Regions from separate parts of the Mus musculus genome. Here region 2 is linked to region 1. Evidence: chromatin contacts called from ENCODE Hi-C or POLR2A ChIA-PET data. All regions are on one chromosome and are shown on one strand. Each heading gives the region's core, a stretch centred on a gene start or an enhancer-like site at or near the end of the contact. The rest is flanking DNA. Distances are from core to core; before and after follow the strand shown.

What was found. A loop is a pair of places that touch in the nucleus more often than their neighbours do. ChIA-PET counts read pairs that join two places held with the same protein, here RNA polymerase II (POLR2A).
Region 2: a map of T-helper 2 cell shows a loop between it and region 1 (2.4-fold over the local background). The contact joins two enhancer-like sites. A Hi-C loop is called at or near these places in 2 of 37 maps with a recorded cell type or tissue (T-helper 2 cell and v-Abl transformed pro-B cells). POLR2A ChIA-PET finds 5 or more read pairs at or near these places in 2 of 5 experiments (Patski and embryonic stem cell).

The regions. Positions count from the first base shown.
Region 1 is chr11:88,510,320-88,514,634 of GRCm38, forward strand. The region is part of intron 6 of Msi2 (musashi RNA-binding protein 2); the gene reads right to left. Among named protein-coding and RNA genes, the nearest start is that of 0610039H22Rik, 110 kb to the right of the region's middle. Within about 2 kb of position 2,465, at least 1 of the 3 ENCODE cell types and tissues checked has a DNase peak (open chromatin) inside an H3K27ac peak, as active enhancers do.
Region 2 is chr11:88,583,140-88,587,454 of GRCm38, forward strand. The region is part of intron 6 of Msi2 (musashi RNA-binding protein 2); the gene reads right to left. Among named protein-coding and RNA genes, the nearest start is that of 0610039H22Rik, 34 kb to the right of the region's middle. Within about 2 kb of position 2,435, at least 3 of the 3 ENCODE cell types and tissues checked have a DNase peak (open chromatin) inside an H3K27ac peak, as active enhancers do.

The sequences.
Region 1 (4,315 bases), core at 1,215-3,714:
CTCCCGGGCTCATGCAAACAGCCCATTTTCTTTAAAAGACCAATTTTAAAAGAGATGAAAACTTTTGTAACTCCACGGGCTTCACTTTAATGCCACCTGCAAAGGGCGTGAAAACACTCCCAAGGGTGAAACAGTTTGGACAGCTGAAGAGGTTTCAGAAATGACAACGGGCAGATGAGAAAACCACATTCCTTCCTGCCAGAGCTTCAGTCAGTTCCAGACTGTGGCCTCAGATCCTGAATAACTGTTCTGGTTGCAAGGACTCAGAGGACAAGGAAACAGGAGTCTTGACATGTTCTGCTGGCACCCATCTGCCCAGTCCTGCACTGGCCAAGCTCCGTCCATTGGCAAATGCTCCTCCTCACTGGGCTCGCCACGTCCGCCTCTTTATTGATATTTTCATTGCACTTACTAGCAGAGGGTAAAGGAATCAGGGTGGCAAGTGAGGGCAGAGGAGTCATTCATTCATAGTTTCCTTTTTGTTTCCTACACACCAACCACATGACCAGATCATATTAACTCTATAACCATACACGAGACAAACAGAAGGCCCTAGAATAATGCAGTCATTCCTGCACCTTCCTCACAGGTGCAAATGGCCACCCCACCCTCAAATCCTAAAACTTTTTGCAGGCAGAGGAGGAGAGGAAGACAGTAATTTATCAGGACTCCAAAGTACCAGATGGTACTTCAAGCCCTCTGGTTGGCACTTAGAATTTGGGGGCATAGCTGGGACAAGAATCAGAACTTGAAATCTGGGATGGGGGGCATAGCTAGGACGAGTCTGGCACTTAGAATTTGGGGGGGGGGACAAGAGCTAAAACAAGAGTCTGGGCTTTTCTGGAGTTCTCCTGAAACCAAAAGAGGGGCTTCACTTCTCCACCCTTCTGTCCTAGCTATCGCATTAGAATTGAGTTTTGCTCCCTAAACTGGAAAACTGATGAGAAGTAGAAGGTGAACAAAAAATATCCAAAACAGAGATGAAGAACCCAGCGGATTCCCCCATCCACGGATGGGGCTGAGATACATACAGTATACACTCAGGGCATCACTCAGCTGCTGCAAGCTTTGTAACACCTCTCCGAACGATTTCCCTTCGTGCCTGTCCAACACTGGTATCCAAACCCTTAGGTATCTGTTTGAGGATCCTGAGTATTGATCAGGTCAAGTACTATAAGGTTCTCACTTCTTGATTTCTTGACCTTAAAGGGCCCAGGAGGGGTCACCCTAAACCACAACGCCATCATGAAGATGACCATGGGGAGGGATAACACGGATTAATTTATACCACGGTGCCTTCCACTTGCCCATCACCTCCAGAGCGCATGCAGAATTTCTCTGACATTCTTCACTAGCTTTCCATGGGGATTAGAGGCCCTGACGATGGGATGGAGCCTCGCTCTACTGAGAAATGCTGGGGAGAATTACAAATGAAGGATTTAAGCAACTCCGAACATTATATATCAGAACAACTATCTTTTCTCATCTGTGTTATTGTGAGCAAACCTGGGGGACGGGGAGGCGGGGAGGGGAGGGGAGGAGACGGGGAGGGAGGAAAAACCTTTCATCACAACTGATTCAGGTGGTATCAAGAGCAAATTACAATACTAATACAGCACTCCAGGAGAGAAAAGTTTTAAAAGAGAAAATTGGTGACTTTCAGAGCATGGTTCTTCTTTGTCCAGCACCGAGGCTCATCACAGAGAGAGGGGAAGGGGGCAAGGCTGTCAGGCCAGAGACGCTGAACAGGGACAAAGAGGGAACTGGTGCCATATGTCACCAGAGGCATAGCAAAAGCAACCACTGCTCTGATGCTGGCTTGCCGTCTGCTGTGGCCTTTAGTGGCTCACAAGTTGGAAGGGAGAACTGGCAGCTGTTGGTGTCTGCTTCCGTACATATACATCTCCATAATAGCATGGACCCCAAACCAGTGCTATCTGACTCTTGTTCCTCCCAAGGTACACCCCCTCACCCCTGAAGGATACTGAGACCCTCTGGCTACTAGAGTCTGCATTAAGACTTGTCACATCAACATTTCAGTGTGCTCTAGGATCAGCCACAAACCCTGGTCCCTAGGCTGACTGTTTCTGTGGTCCAAGTGTTTTCCTAGCTGCTTGATGCCACCTTAGCTGCACTGGAAGCTCCCAGTGATGCAGGGCTACTGACGTGCTGTACTGTGGCTATGGAGAGACCACATCCTAGGACCTCATGGTACCAGAGAATTAACTCTCCTACATGAAACTTTGTCTAAACATGCACTCTAATGAGCCTAAACCAGCTCTCAGAATAGAAAAAGAAAACAGAAGAGGGGGATTAAGGGCCCTACATGGGAGGAGCATAGATCAGAAGACTCCTCTAAGGTCCCAGAATTCCTTCAGCCTAGTGCGACTACAAGCTATGAGCACCACAGTCCACAAGGGGCAGTGTGGCACCTCCCATCTACCCCTCCCCAGGAGCTCTGGCCAGGTGCTCAGAGGATACTGCCAACTTGCACACTGGCTCCAAAGAGTCTGAGCCCTTCTTAGTGACCGGCTCCAAGGACTAAGCTGCTGCCTTTGGCTAAAGGACAGGGGCGGTGGAGGCAGAAGAATGCAGCCCCGCCCCTTCCCCACAAGGTGTATCAGCCACTCAGAACAATCTGGAAGACTGGAATTGAGAAACGGGGACTGATGGAAACATTTAACCAAAGTTCTTTGGGGAATGTGCCCAATTCTGTCCCGCAGAAACAGAACACCATGGGCTGCTCTCAAAGCTCACGGTCATCCTGGGCCTGAGACATCTTGAAACCTGAGTTCTATTCCAAATACTAGCACTCTGTCTCTTTGCCTTGGAGAACCCAGGACACTGGAGTGAGCTAACTTACCCCAACTCCGGGTTTTTCTCCCCTGCAAAGGCCATCCCACACTCTTCCTGGAGGGAGGGTGGCTGTCAAAGGCCTCCGAACTCTCCAGGTTCCAATGAGAGGGTACCTATCGGATTCCTACCTGAGGGGATCTGAGAGGCTGAACAGAAGCTTCCAGCCAAGACGGAGCCTTTCGGCCTAATTTACTTGGCAAACTCCTCAGGTGTCAACAACAGTCCTAAACATACTGAGTTTAGGAGAACAAAAGAGAGATCGCTAGTGTCTGTGGCTGGACATTCTAAACAAGCAAGATAAAGGACTAGGAGCTACTGAGTGCCAGGATGCTTCCACATGAATGTTCTACGGTCAGCAGGGTGACTCCCTCCTTGGAGCTGGTTTTGTGCGTTGCACTTCCTTGTGCTAGTGTCAGAAGCTGTGGGACCTTGGGTGCGCTGGGTAAGGGCTCCACTTCTAAGCTACACCTTCAACAGTTACCAGTTAGAGGAAAGAGCTTGCCCACGGATCTCCATGGTCTTTGATCTTTCTGTCCAACTTGCTCTTGGTCTGGCGCGTACTTGTGTCCCAGAGGCAGATGCTAGGGGCACCGTCATTTAGATGTCAAGGCAACACAACTCGTTCCTGAGCTTCCACCAGTTGGGCATTCTAATTACCCCTGCTGTACCTATCTGCTCACCCAGTTCCTCTTCCTTCCCAAAACAACAATGCCCATTTGCCTACTCCCCTCAAGAGATGCTTGGCCTTACAAGAAGATTCGCTTGCTGCTCTGTTTCTTACAAAGTCTTCACCATCTGCAGAATGGGGCTATCCCAGAACAAAAGTCAACCCCACCCCAAGATCCTGGCTCCAATGTCCCCATGTCTTCCCTCATCCCAAGCATATAAAGGTGAACACAAGGTTGGATGATAACAAGGACAGACAGGACTACGTGGTGGCGGTATCTGGCATAGTCTCCGGCCTACGGTGGGCTCCTCAGGATACTGTGGGGTGCTTCATGCATTAGGGAAGGGGAATGGTTTAAGAGTTGAAAGAAGACGAGCCAAAGCTGGCTGAGTCCCTTGGGGCTCATAAACCACAGCACTTCTGGAAGAACCTATGGGCGCGGTACCAGCTGGCCTCACTGGGCCCGGGCCGTGAGTTTTTCTGGCCAATTTGGAATTCCAAAGTTCATGCTTGGAAGTCCAGAGGCATTTGGCTCCAGTTCAGGGGAGCTTCTTCCCTGCTGAGTAGACCTGCTCTCTCCTCTGTCCTGTCTCCCTCCCACCTTCAAAGCACTTGCTCCCAGCAGCCCCAGCCCCCCTCACCTCCCTGCCTGACGCTCTTCTCCAAGTGGCTCGTTCTCTCTCTCTCTTTGAGTTCATCAGACACCCAGAGATGACATCCAAACCCTCTTTTGATAGAAGAGTGCTATCCAGACCCCAGAAGCCATGCAGTCTGCCCAAGGCCACTCACAGC
Region 2 (4,315 bases), core at 1,185-3,684, 73 kb after region 1:
TGGGGAGTCTCAAAATGCAGAACTGTAAAAACTTACAGGGCAGAAACTTGACAAACCGGGCCATTCTACACAGGCTATTCCTACGAGGACAAAGGAAGGGGGAAAAGGAGAAGAAAGGGGAAGAAAAAGAAAAGCATACATGACCCACGTAATGGGTGTCCTATTGATGGGGTGGGGGTGGGGCAGAATCTCCATATCAATGCTCACTCCACAGAATAATCGGGTCGGATGTCTATGCCAAGTCTAAATGAACTGTGCTTTCTCTCCCTGAAGAACCACCCCTTGCACCCACTGGCACAAGCCTGGGCCATGATTTCTGGTGCTTTTTCAGTTCCCACTGAAAACCATCTTGGGAGAGAAAGCTTTCCTTTCTCATGCTAACAACTCCTTTGTAAGTGACCTCTTCAGAGGCCTCCGGGAGGACTCTGGGAAGGTGAGCCCCCTGGAAGTACTTCCAGTTCGTTCGCTCCCATCCCCACCACAGGCCTCTTTAACTCCTTTGCTGCCAGGAGCTCCCTGGTCCTGCCTTCTTTCAAATGAACTAAAGCTGAACCCTGCAGGGCCACAGAGGAAAGCAGCAAAGGGTGAGGCCCAGTGCATACCTCGTATGCAAATGAACGTGGCATTTGATTAACATAATCTCAAAGTTTGCCCAGCTTGGAACCCAGAAGGCATGGGGATATTTTTCTATTTGTATATTTTAAAACACTGTTAACGGTACAATAATAATGTCTGATGCCTTTGCCTAACAGCTGGCTATATTTTGTACACTAAGAGGGAAATGGGACGCCTTCCTGGAAACCTTCTGTCTATTTTAGGAATTCTTGTTTGAAGCAAAAACATGAAGATTTAGGAGAAGCGAGGCTAGGGAGCTGAATCTATTTCTAACTCCACTGGCCAGAGCAGAAACAAGGTTGGGAGGCTGACGCGAGCAGGAAGACACAAGACACAAGCACAGGGAGGATTTACAGCCAGCATAGCGATCTTGTTAACTGGTGGTGATGCTGTCTGCCACCTGGGCCTAAACGGGGAATGTGGGAAATGAGGCAGCACTTTGCTGTCCCCTGTCCCCTGTCCTCTTCTCCATAAGATATGCTTCTGAAAGGAGGGATTAACACAAACCAGACAGAGGACAGGAATGACGTGGGGACAAGGTTGGCTTTGCATCTGGCTATCTCAGGATCATGAACTGAGGGAATGAGTCTTCCTGGCCCCACTTACAAGTCTAAGGAACACTCCGGGCTCTGGAAGATGCCAAGCAGATGAGCAAGGAGGCCCCCTTCCCTCCTGCCAGCCCACCTGCGCAAACCACTTCAGAGGATGAAGGCCCCGTGGGAGCAGAGACAGCCACAAAGGACACACACAGATTTTTGTTTTCCAGGCTACTTCTGAGAGAATCACACACTGTACAGAGCTGTTTATCTGTGCCACACATTTGGAAGTGATAAAAAAAAAAAAATCTATCCCAGGATCACAGTCCACTTTCAGGAATATGGTAACTTGCCTCTTTATTTCTCACAAATCCCTTGCTTTTCCAATTTCAAAGGCTTTATGCCAGGGGTTTTGTTTTGTTTTGTTTTTCCTTCTAGGTAAGACTTTCCTCACACTTTCTGAATCAAAAGGAATCCAAACAGAGGCCACAGCCACACCTCCATATACCTACTACAGCCTGGGGCTAAAAAGCAGGCACCAGGTTTTCACTCTCAAAATATGCACTCCCAGAGCCCCCACATCAGTGGACTAAAGGAGGGATTCCTATGTGAAAAAGCCAGTTCATTCTGGTTTCCAACTGTTTTTCCTATGAAGTTTTCAAACACCAATCACTCTTTGGAGCCTTAGCTAACTTTCTCAGCCCCTCACACAGCCCAGCTCCTACAGAAGGTGCTAAGAGCACTCCACCCACCCACGATCTTCCCAGAGAGCTCCCTTCCCTGGAAGCCAGGAAGTTATAACTTCCCAGACCCTATCCTTCCTTGCTGTCTTTGCCCCTCACCATCACCACCACCAGCTAGCCCACGAAGGGGTTAAGGCCCTCATATCAAGCCACAGACTCAGGCCCAGGCCCAGAGGGGACATGGGAACCAGGGCAGCGGGTGATAAAAGGCTGGATTGTAGCAGCCCACTGGATTGGAAATGACTTGCCGGCCTAATGAAACAGAACGCTGGCAGTAAGACAGAATGAAAGGAGAGAGACAATGGACACCAAGACAAAGGGTGCAGAGTCGGTTCAGCTCAGCAAAATGAGCTCACTTTGTTGTTGGGAAAAGCCAAAGCCGATTAGGATAAACCAATGACTAAGCATAAGTCTTCCAAACTAATTACACAGCTCGCCATGTGAAGTATAATTGGAAGCCTCCATGGCTCTCACTGGAGTACTGTGAAGTCAGCATCACCTAGGGAGCCGAGGGGAGCAGAGCTGGCCACTGGAGCTGCCCTGGCGCCTCGCCCCGGGAGCAGCTGAGAAGTGGGAAACTTTCTTCTCCATCCAGCACAAGGCAGAGGGGTCAACTCTGCTTCCAGTCCTCTTTGATCAAATTTCTATCATGAATGTAAGTATGAGAATGAAACTTGAAGAAGGGGCCCAAAGGGGAGTGGGAGAGGAGGAAGAAGAGGAGGAGGAGGAGGAGGAGGAGAAGGAGGAGGAGGAGGAGGGCTTCTGCAGCCCAGGGCACTTTGTTAAGAGATAGGCTCTTTGGAGTCGTTCTGCTCCAGCATATCAGAGCATCAGTCATCTGCCAGCTTTTGGAATGGTCTATATACATCATTGCTGTTATGTATGAAATCACAAACACAGATAATGTCCACCAAAAAACCAAGGCAGTTAAATAAATTACTGGAGATGAGTGGGTTTTGACAAATGAATAAGCCCTGTTCCCTGTGCATGAGAGTCTGCTGACTGCCCAAGGAGCAGACAGGGTTTTATCAAGAGCACAGAGAGCCTAGCTCGTGCCACAAGGGCCTATCCTGGCTCTACCCAGCCTGGCTGTGTGAGCTTGGACAACTTCTTTCCCACCATCCACATCCATCCTGGAGATGCCATGTGTCTAACTTGACATCTTTGAAAGCACATTTTAAAATGTATTTAAGAGCTCAGCACCAAACACATGTAACTGTAAATCAGAAACATCAACACACCGTAAAACCATCTTAAGATGAAGGTTTGAACGTCATGAGTTTGGATCATTCAGACCCCGCCTGGGACAGGAAGACTGAAAGTAACTTATTCAGTTTTTCTGGGCCTTACTCATAGGACGACAATTCTAGCTTATAAATAGTGCCCTTTTCCAAATAAAGAATGCAGTCTCCAATCAAGACGCACTATCCCTGCATCACGAGTCCCAGAAATAAACTGTAATGTGGTGACAACTGTTTTGCTTACTATATACCACGCTTGCTACTGTGAGCAATGTATTGTTTGGTTAGTCTATAAATACCTCGGGTTATATTCTATCTACTTCTATTTAAACACTCTCTACAGGACTTTTTCCACTTAAAGACCAGCCTTGGAAATAATTCCGTTCAGGGGTCAATGAGACACACAGGCCAAATCTGGCTCTTTGTTTGTTTTTATAAAGTTTTATTGGAACACAAGCACAGCCATCTGTTTATATATGGGCTGCAGTTGTTTTCACCCTACAATAGCAGAAGCTACAATAGAGACCATATGGGTTGTAAAGCAATCTACCAGCCTTCACAAATCCGTCAACAGGTTCCCCAGAAGGGAAACTGAGGCTAGAACCAAAGTCTGTCACTATATTGCTAGAGGCCATCCTGTGGTCAGGCTCATCCCAGAGACCTTGGAATACTGCCTACCTTGCCACTCTCCACAGAAGGCACTAGAAACAGCCACCGAGTGGGGAGTGACAGCCATCTAAGTCTGCTGAGTCCTGTGCTGGAGGCTTCATTCCATGATCACATTTGATAGAAACAAGCCTCAGCATTTCTAACTTGGGGAGGAGGGAGGGGGTTAAATCTTCTTCGAGGAAAGTGGGGAAAAAACAAAAAGGGTAGCGAAGCCTCCAGTCTGAGTTATTTAAAGCTGTGTGTCCTGTGTACCCAAGCCATTCACAGCAATGACATAGTTAAGCGACCCCTTAGTTCAGCCCCTTTGATAGCAGCCATGCCCCTGAAACAAACAGCTGGACCAGCTGTCACCTTAGGCAAGGTGGAAAAGGGAAAGGGCCAGTAAAAGATGGTGACAGAGACCCGAAGTTTAGCACACTCTGCACAGAGGCCATAGTAAGATGGAGGAAGTCCAGACACAGCAGCAGAATGGGCCATTCTGGCTCAAACTTAAATCTCTGTGGTCTCTACT